Regions from separate parts of the Homo sapiens genome. Here region 2 is linked to region 1. The links are chromatin contacts, found by Hi-C or POLR2A ChIA-PET in ENCODE. All regions are on one chromosome and are shown on one strand. Each heading gives the region's core, a stretch centred on a gene start or an enhancer-like site at or near the end of the contact. The rest is flanking DNA. Distances are from core to core; before and after follow the strand shown.

The links. Hi-C counts contacts between places; a loop is a spot of excess contacts on that map. ChIA-PET counts read pairs that join two places held with the same protein, here RNA polymerase II (POLR2A). Pooled maps may share reads with other maps.
Region 2: a map of GM12878 shows a loop between it and region 1 (5-fold over the local background). The contact joins the enhancer-like site here to the promoter of DEPDC5 in region 1. A Hi-C loop is called at or near these places in 5 of 168 maps with a recorded cell type or tissue (B cell, GM12878, OCI-LY7 and 2 more), 10 of 37 single-sample maps with no recorded cell type and 6 of 50 pooled maps. POLR2A ChIA-PET finds 5 or more read pairs at or near these places in 15 of 52 experiments (AG04450, BJ, GM10248 and 11 more).

What each region holds. Positions count from the first base shown.
Region 1 is chr22:31,752,176-31,756,399 of GRCh38, forward strand. It overlaps DEPDC5 (DEP domain containing 5, GATOR1 subcomplex subunit), which reads left to right and starts at 1,844. Exons shown (of 43, transcript NM_001242896.3): 1 at 1,844-1,989; 2 at 2,687-2,804. The coding sequence starts at 2,747. RefSeq lists a silencer at 1,609-1,918.
Region 2 is chr22:31,788,127-31,792,350 of GRCh38, forward strand. It overlaps DEPDC5 (DEP domain containing 5, GATOR1 subcomplex subunit), which reads left to right. Exons shown (of 43, transcript NM_001242896.3): 11 at 3,907-3,976. Among named protein-coding and RNA genes, the nearest start is that of DEPDC5, 36 kb to the left of the region's middle. RefSeq lists an enhancer at 2,429-2,488. Within about 2 kb of position 2,181, at least 2 of the 41 ENCODE cell types and tissues checked have a DNase peak (open chromatin) inside an H3K27ac peak, as active enhancers do; they include GM12878 and OCI-LY7, where a contact is called at or near this core.

The DNA.
Region 1 (4,224 bases), core at 594-3,093:
ATAACATTGTTATTCTTAAAAAATTTTGTAACTGTTGCAATCCACTGTATCACATATGTTTTATTACAAGATAAACAATTTCAGCCAGGAGTGGTGGCTTGGCCTGTAGTCCCAGTCCCTTGGGAGGCTGAGGCAGAAGAATCACTTGAGCCCAGAAAATTGAGGTTGCAGTGAGCTATGATAGAACCACTGCACTGCAGCCTTGGCAACAGAGCTAGACCTGGTCTTGGGGGAAAAAAAAGGCCCGGCTACAGTGATTGGTGCCTGTAATCCCAGAACTTTGGGAGGCCAAGGCGGACGGATTACTTGAGCTCTGGAGTTTGAGACCAGCCTGGGCCACATGGCAAAACCCCGTCTCTACAAAAAATACAAAAATTAGCTGAGCATGCACCTGTAATCCCAGCTACTAGGAGGCTGAGGTGGGAGGATCGCATGAGCCAGGCAGGCAGAGATGGCAGTGAGACGGGATCATGCCACTGCACTCCAGCCTGGGTGAGGGTGACCTCATCTCAAAACAAAAACAAAAAAACAAACAAACAAAAAAATTGCAATTACTTAACACTTGCATTATTTACCTAACTTCTCCTGAGTCCCAACATAAAGGCATCCATGCTTAAGAACGTTGCTTGTCCTGTCCCAGGGTCCCCTTGGTCCACTGCAGAATCTTTCACTACAGTGTAACATGTTTTTTCTTTCAACATTTTTAAGTTTTCCAAATCCGTAAGAAATGGGCACTGTTAGTATTAAAGATATAAAGAAATTTAAGACAAGTGCTGTGTCGTTTAGATTTAGCAGTCAGTGTGATTAGAAGCAGCAGAGGAGAGGCGTGACCCAAGACACCGATTCTAGTTATAAGGTCTCTCTGGCTTCAAGAGGGGAAGCAGGGAGTCCCTATCGAGTTGCTGCCGCTCAGGTCAGAAACGGTGGACTGGACTAGGGGGCGGGGGTATCAGTGGCAGCAGGCGGAGCTGGCAATTGTCAGGAGTCCTTGGCCAGAGCCTGACCCAGCCCACCCAGCTCTCTGGTTTTCTGCTTGGAGAGAAAGATATCCTGACAGACGCGAGTTTAGGCAGTGCCCTGGGTATGACCAAAGGATGTTGGTTAAAGGCCCCGTTCTGGGAACGGGTCAGGATTCGTCCTTGCTTCCTTCTGAAGGGTTTTGTGTCCTCAGGCTGTTTCCTGGTTTGTGAAATAGGATAGTATCTGCCTCCTGCATCCATCAGGTAATAGGGATGCAATGATTACATAAGGACTATGAAGCCACGGCAGCCATTCTTATTAATAACCTGAGGGGCGCAGAACGTCGTTTAGAGTTTGCAAGGGTTTGAAAAGCCCCCCGTAAGTGGACACTTCCCAGCAGAGGCCATCACCCTAACTCTCGCGTGCTCAGCCCCTTGCATTTTACAGAAGTCCTCCCAGAAACTCTCGTTGGCGCCTCTTAGCTGCCCAATGAGGCCACATGAGTCATTAACCTCGTTCATATAACAGAAAACGGAGCTCTGACGGATCTCGTTTCCCCTGTGGGGAGATCACTGAGTCGGAAACGAAGCTCTGTGGCCATGGATCTACTTCGGATAGACTAGGAGGAAATGGATTTCCTCCGTGGGGCGGGAGGCTCTAGTGCTCGAGGGCAGGAAACGCCAGGAGGTGGCCCAAGGAAGAGGCCGCACACGACGCCCCGCCCCCGGCTCGAGCCCCGGATGAGGAAGTGGTGCGGCCACCGAGACGAGACGGAGGCCCGGCGAGAGCGGCGCGGGGGCGCGAGGGCGGGAAGGAGGCGGGGCCCCGGGGCGGAGCCACCGGAGCGGCGCGGGTTCTCAGGTGAGCGCTACACGGTCGGGGCGGGCCTAGTAGGCGCTTCAGGCTTAGGGGCGGAACAGCGCGGGCCGCGCGGGCGTAGGCGGGGTATCTGGAGGAGGCGCAGGGAACCTGGAGAGGGTCCAGCCCTCAGTGCCCCGGCCAGAGGCGGGAAGGGGCTCTAGAGCTTCGGTGAGTGGAGCTGCCCGCCCCGGACTGGGGATTGGGGGGGCTTGAGATAGGGGACCTTGGCCCAGGTTCGAGTTCCAGGCTCCATCCCCATTCCGCTGTGTGACCTTGGACAAGTCTCTCTCCCTCTCTGAGCCTCAACGGCCTCAGCTGTGAAACGGAGTCAGGGAAGGTCTGCTGAGAGTTCGCACAGACCGAGGTTTGGGGAAGGAACTTCTGCCTTCCTCCTCTTTGTGGTTGCCTTGCTCAGGACATTGGCAGCAAAACGAGAATGGTGGGAGTGTCTCTTAAGTCTCGAGTGACCTTGAGCAAGTCCCTTGCCCGGAGTCACACTTTCATCATCTACAAAATGAGTGGGCTAACCTCTTTTAAGATCTCTTTACTATTTGGGTGTTATTGGTGTAGATGGAGACAAGGTGATGAGCACCCATTCAGCGCAATGCTTCCCCTATGGGGGTGTGATAGAATATCTTCTCCTAGGTTTGACTAGCCCCTGGCCCGAATTCCCCTTAGTTCCTGGATTCTGTGGTTCTATTTGTTCTCCATCGCTCCTTGTAACTGGAGGAGTGACTTCTTCCGAGAGTCACTTGGCACCACTTCACAGCAGAGGAACACCAGTATCTTCACTGGCCTAAAATCAAAGAGTGGTTGCAAGGAAAAATCTGACATTCCAACCTTTTCGTTTGTATTTCTGTGGCAGGGAGGCAAGATGACTTCTCTGCCCCAAGCTTGGAACAGCTAAAGGGAAAAACAGTGCAAGATGAGAACAACAAAGGTCTACAAACTCGTCATCCACAAGAAGGGCTTTGGGGGCAGTGGTCAGTATCGATTGGTCTTTAGAGGTTTTGTAAGTTGGCTGAGGTTCTGGTGTGTGCAATACCTAGAAATTACACACTGACTCGTGTGACAATTGAGGCTAAACAGGCGACTAAACAGACTAAAGCAGCAACTGTCATACAGTAACAATAGGAGGATGGCAGGACCCTTCTAATGCATTTGCATTCAGACTTTTAAGGAACATTGTGAATGCTGCCGGTTTACTACCCTTCATTTGTTGAATTGCATTATTAATTACAAATCTTCCGTGTATGTTCCATAAAATTCCAGCCTGCACTGGTTTGGCAGATAAGAGAAACTAAAATCGTTTATCAGTTTTTACATTGAGTGAGAGAGAAGTGGCATAGATGTGCATAGAGCAGGTATGATCAAAGCATGAACCTTTGCCTGGCTTGTAGGCATGGGAAGAAGGAGCAGGATACAGCATGTTATTCTGCACTGAGCTATAGTCTGAGTATCTACTCTGCTTCTAATTTTCCTGGTGACCTTGGGCAAGCTCCTAGTGTACCTTATCTGAAAGTTGAAGGGCTTTAGAATAGTTTCTCTTAACATCTATTTTTTTTCCTTTCTTTTCTTTTCTTTTTTTTTTTGGGACACGGTCCCCCATGTTGCCCAGGCTAGTCTGGAACTCTAGAGCTCAAAAGATCCTTCCACCTCAACCTCAACCTCCCTAATAGTTGGGATTACAGGCGTGAGCCACTGTACCCAGCTCTCCTTAGTGCCTTGAATCCATAAATCTGAAGAATAAAAGGGCACTTAGTATAATTTTTTTTTCTTTTGTAAGGGAATAATTTTCCATTCTGTCTTAACAGCATTATTTACTTCAGAAATTGGAGTTAACAATATAATGAATCTTTTTATTTTATTTTATTATTTATTGGCATTTTTTTTTTGAGACAGAGTCTCGCTCTGTCACCAGGCTGGAGTGCAGTGGCGTGATCTCAGCTCACTGCAACCTCCACCTCCCAGGTTCAAGCAATTCTTCTGCCTCAGCCTCCCGAGTAGCTGGGACTACAGGTGCATGCCGCCACACCTGGCTATTTTTTTTTTTTTTTTTTTGTATTTTAGTAGAGAGGGTTTCACCATGTTTCCCAGGCTGGTCTCGAACTCCTGAGCTCAGGCAATCCGCCCACCTTAGCCTCCCAAAGTGCTAGGATTACAGGCAAGAGCCACCGCGCTGGCATGAGTCTTTTTAACATTGTATTTTAGGGTGTATTTACTTCTACATTATGTAGGTATAAGCCTCCAGAGGGGAAGGACTGCCAAAAAGGGAAAACAATAGTTTCTCTATCATAGAGCATTGTGAGGCTTAAGTAAAGTGATACATGTAATGCATTTAGCAGAGTGTTAGACTCTGTGCTCAATAAATGTAGCCATTGTAATTACCAGGCTACAGGCATT
Region 2 (4,224 bases), core at 931-3,430, 36 kb after region 1:
TTGAATCAACATTTCTCTAAAGAATATACATGAATGTCCAACAAGTACATGAAAAGATGCTCAAGATCATTAGTCATTAGGAAAATGCAACCTAATACCACAATGAAATGCCACTTCACACCCACTAGGATGACTGTATTTTTTTTTTTTTTTTTTTTTTTTTTTGAGACAGAGTCTCGCCATGTTGCCCAGGCTAGAGTGCAGTGGCGCAATCATAGCTCACTGCAGCCTTGATCGCCTGGGCTCAAGCCATCCTCCCTCCTCAGCCTCCTATAGTAGCTAGGACTACAGGCATGTGCCACTATGCCCGGGCAATTTTTTTTTTTTTTTTGGTGGAAACTAGGTCTCACTATGTTATCCAGGCTGATCTCGAACTCCTGAGCTTAAGTGATCTTCCCACCTTGGCCTCCCAATGTGCTGAGATTACAGACGTGAGCTACAGTGCCTAGCCCATATTTTTTTTTGAGACAGAGTTTTGCTCTTGTTGCCCAGGCTGGAGTACAATGGTGTGATCTCGGCCCACTGCAACCTCTGCCTCCCGGGTTCAAGCAGTTCTCCTGCTTCAGCCTCCCGAATAGCTGAGATTACAGGCGCCCACCACCACGCCCATCTAATTTTTTTGTGTTTTTAGTAGAGACGGGGTTTCACCATGTTGGCCAGGGTGGTCTCGAACTTCTGACCTCAGGTGATCCGCCCGCCTTGGCCTCCCAAAGTGCTGGGATTACAGACGTGAGCCTCCGCGACTGGGCCCATATTCTTTATTTTATTTATTTATGTATTTTTAGAGACAGTCTCGCTCTGTCGCCCAGACTGGAGTGCAGTGCTGCGATCTCGAACATGGCTCACTGCAACTTCCACCTCCCAGGTACAAGCGATTCTCGTCCCTCAGCCTGCCAAGTAGCTGGGATTATAGGTGTGCGCCACCTTACCCTGCTAATTTTTGTATTTTTAGTAGTGATGTGGTTTCACCATGTTGGCCAGGCTGGTCTCGAACTCCTGGCCTTAAGTGATCTCCCCACCTTGGCCTCCCAAAGTGCCGGATTATGGGCCTAGCCCGTATTCTTGACAGCATTATTCATATTAGCTAAAAAGTAGGATAACACAAATAACAAATGTCTGTCAGCTAAAGCATAGATAAATAAAATGTATATCCATACAATGTAGTATTATTCTGCTATAAAGAAGAATGAAGTACTAACACATGCTACAGCATAGATGAATCTTGAACACATGTTAAGTGAGAGAAGCCAGACATAGTGGATCAAATACAAATCATAAGATCTTATTTATATGAAATGTCCAGAATAGGTAAATATATAATATAGAGATTAGTGGTTGCCAGGGACTGAGGGTGGGGAGTGACTGTTTCATCAGTTTGGGATTTCCTGTTGGGGTGATGAAAATGTTTTGGATCCAAATAATGGTGATAGTTATACAACATTGTGAATGTATTAAATGTCACGATGGCAATATTTATATGTATTTTGCCACAATTAAAAAATTATTTCATTCGATTATCTCACCTTGATTTCACATGAAAACATTTTGATGAAAAAGTATTTGAAGTCACATTATGTAGTGTAAAAGAGTAGAGTTTGGATTAAGGCAGACTGGGTTTTAAATGATCTCATCAGCTTGCTTTTTTTTTTTTCTTTTTTGATTAAGAGACAGAGTCTTGCTATGCTGCTTAGGCTGGTCTTGAACTCCTGGGCTCCAGGGATCTTGTCACTTCATCCTCCTCAGTAGTTGGGACTACAGGCGCAGGCCACCATGCCTGGCTGATTAGCTTTTTGGTCTCCAAGGATTAGTCTCTGAGGCTCCATTTCTTCAGCTGCAAAATGGAGATAATAATAGACCCTCTCACCACATCACTTATGAGTTGAGACACTCCATGCCCATATCAGCCCATTGTGAGCCCGTTGTGTTTTCCTGTATATCACTTGCACTAAAATTAGATAAGGGTGCTGATTTTGGAGCTCTTGGACTCCCGTGAATTAATTGGCAGTCAGTGAAGGTCTGCTGTTTCCTAGCACTCTGCTCTGGGTACTGTGGCTTGTATTTAGGAATTTCTGTCCACTTGAGATACATCCATGAAATGTACATTATATTATGTGCCTTATATAGTGAGTGTTGAATTCTGTAGTCACTAAGCATACTTAAGATAAAGATGGGGTTGGTCAGTATAGGCTGTTGTCTTCAGAGACCCAGGAGGAACTGAAACTGCGCTTGCTAGCTAACTGTTGCAAGCCACTTTTGATGTTCATCTGTAAACACCCTACTTCTAGGATATTGATCTCCAGACTCCATGGAAATGTTTATTCTCATTAGTCCCTGTCCCTGTCCAAAGGTAGTTCTTTGCCTTGGCTTATACCGCTGAGTCCAGAGCAAACCCCACCCTCATCCTATGAGACTAGTAGGGTGTGGGAGTGCCTTTGATTCTTAAATCCACCACCATGGGTGCTGTTCTTGTTCCCTAGACCACAATTCTGCAGAAATTAAAAAACACTGTAGGCCTGGCATTGTGGCTCACGCCTGTAATCCCAGCACTTTGCCAAGGCAAGTGGATCACTTGAGCCCAGCCTGGGGATTATGATGAAACCCTATCTCTCTTTTTTTTTTTCTTTTTTTTTTTTTTTTTGAGACGGAGTCTCGCTCCGTCGCCCAGGCTGGAGTGCAATGGCACAGTCTTGGCTCACTGCAGTCTCCACCCCCTGGGTTCAAGTGATTATCCTACCTCAGCCTCCTGAGTAGCTGCAATTTCAGGCGCGTGCCACATTGCCTGGGTAATTTTCCTACTTTTAGTAGAGATGGAGTTTCGCCATGTTGGCCAGGCTGGTCTCGAACTCCTGACCTCAGGTGATCCACCCGCCTCAGCCTCCCAAAGCACCGGGATTGCAGGTTTGAGCCACCACGCCCAGCCGAAACCCTGTCTTTATAAAAAATGCAAAAATTATCTGGGCCTGGTGACGCGTGTCTGTAGTCCAGCTACTCGGGAACTGGGAGACAGTCACCATTACTTAATGCTGATTTGCAGTTTTCCAATCACTTTCCACATTCCTGGCACTTTAGATAACTTTCCTAAAGTCACATAGTGGCAAGTTTCAGGTTCAGGACTCCATCTAGGGCTTCTGACTCCCAGCAGTGCTCTGTCCCCTGCACTGCAGCCTATAATTACCTGAAGCTATTCAATACTGTGCACTGCTGCTGAGCCACCTGGATTAAGAATATTATGTGCAGCTGGGCCTCACACCTGTAATCCCAGCACTTTGGGAGGCCGAGGCAAGCAGATCACTTGAGGCCATGAGTTCGAGACCAGCCTGGCCAACATGGTGAAACCCTGTCTCTACTAAAAATACAAAAATTACCCAGGTGGCCCACCTGTAATCCTAGCTACTCTGGAGGCTGAGGCAGGAGAATTGCTTGAACCTGGGAGGTGGAGGCTGCAATGAGCCGAGATTGTGCCACTGCACTCCAGCCTGGGCAACTGAATGAGACTGCCTCAAAAAAAAAAAAAAAAAAGGGCTGGGCACAGTGGCTCACACCTGTAATCCCAGCACTTTGGGAGGCCAAGGCAGGCGGATCACGAGGTCAGGAGATCGAGACCATCTTGGCCAACATGGTGAAACCGCATCTCTACTAAAAATACAAAAATTAGCTGGGCATGGTGGCGTGCGTCTGTAGTCCCAGCTACTTGGGAGGCTGAGGCAGGAGAATTGCTTGAACCCAGGAGGCGGAGGTTGCAGTGAGCCAAGATAGCGCCACTGCACTCCAGCCTGGTGGCAGAGTAAGACTCCGTCTCAAAAAAAAAAAAAAAAAAAAAAAAAAGAATATTATATGCATGCAGTCTGCTTCATAGTGAAGTAAATGAAACAAACTTCAACCCTGTTGTTCTCTACTCATGCTTAGGAGAAGAACTGTAGTCATGAAGTGACAGTGGTCCTGTTTTCTAGAACTTTCTATGATGCAAAATCTGTTGGTGAGTAACTATTTCTCTCCTACAGTTATGTTTTTGTTAAGCTTCCCCCAACCCCACCCCAGCCATTTCCTTTCATTTTTTTCCTCGTTGCACTTTTCCACCCTTCCCATCTTTTCTGTTATGGGGACAGTGTAAAAGGGAAAGTAGCACAGTCCGTTAGTGGATGCAAGAGGTCTGTGGGCTGTGATTCATCTTAAAACCAACTTAATAGATAGACAGTTGGCTGGGTGCAGTGGCTCACGCCTGTA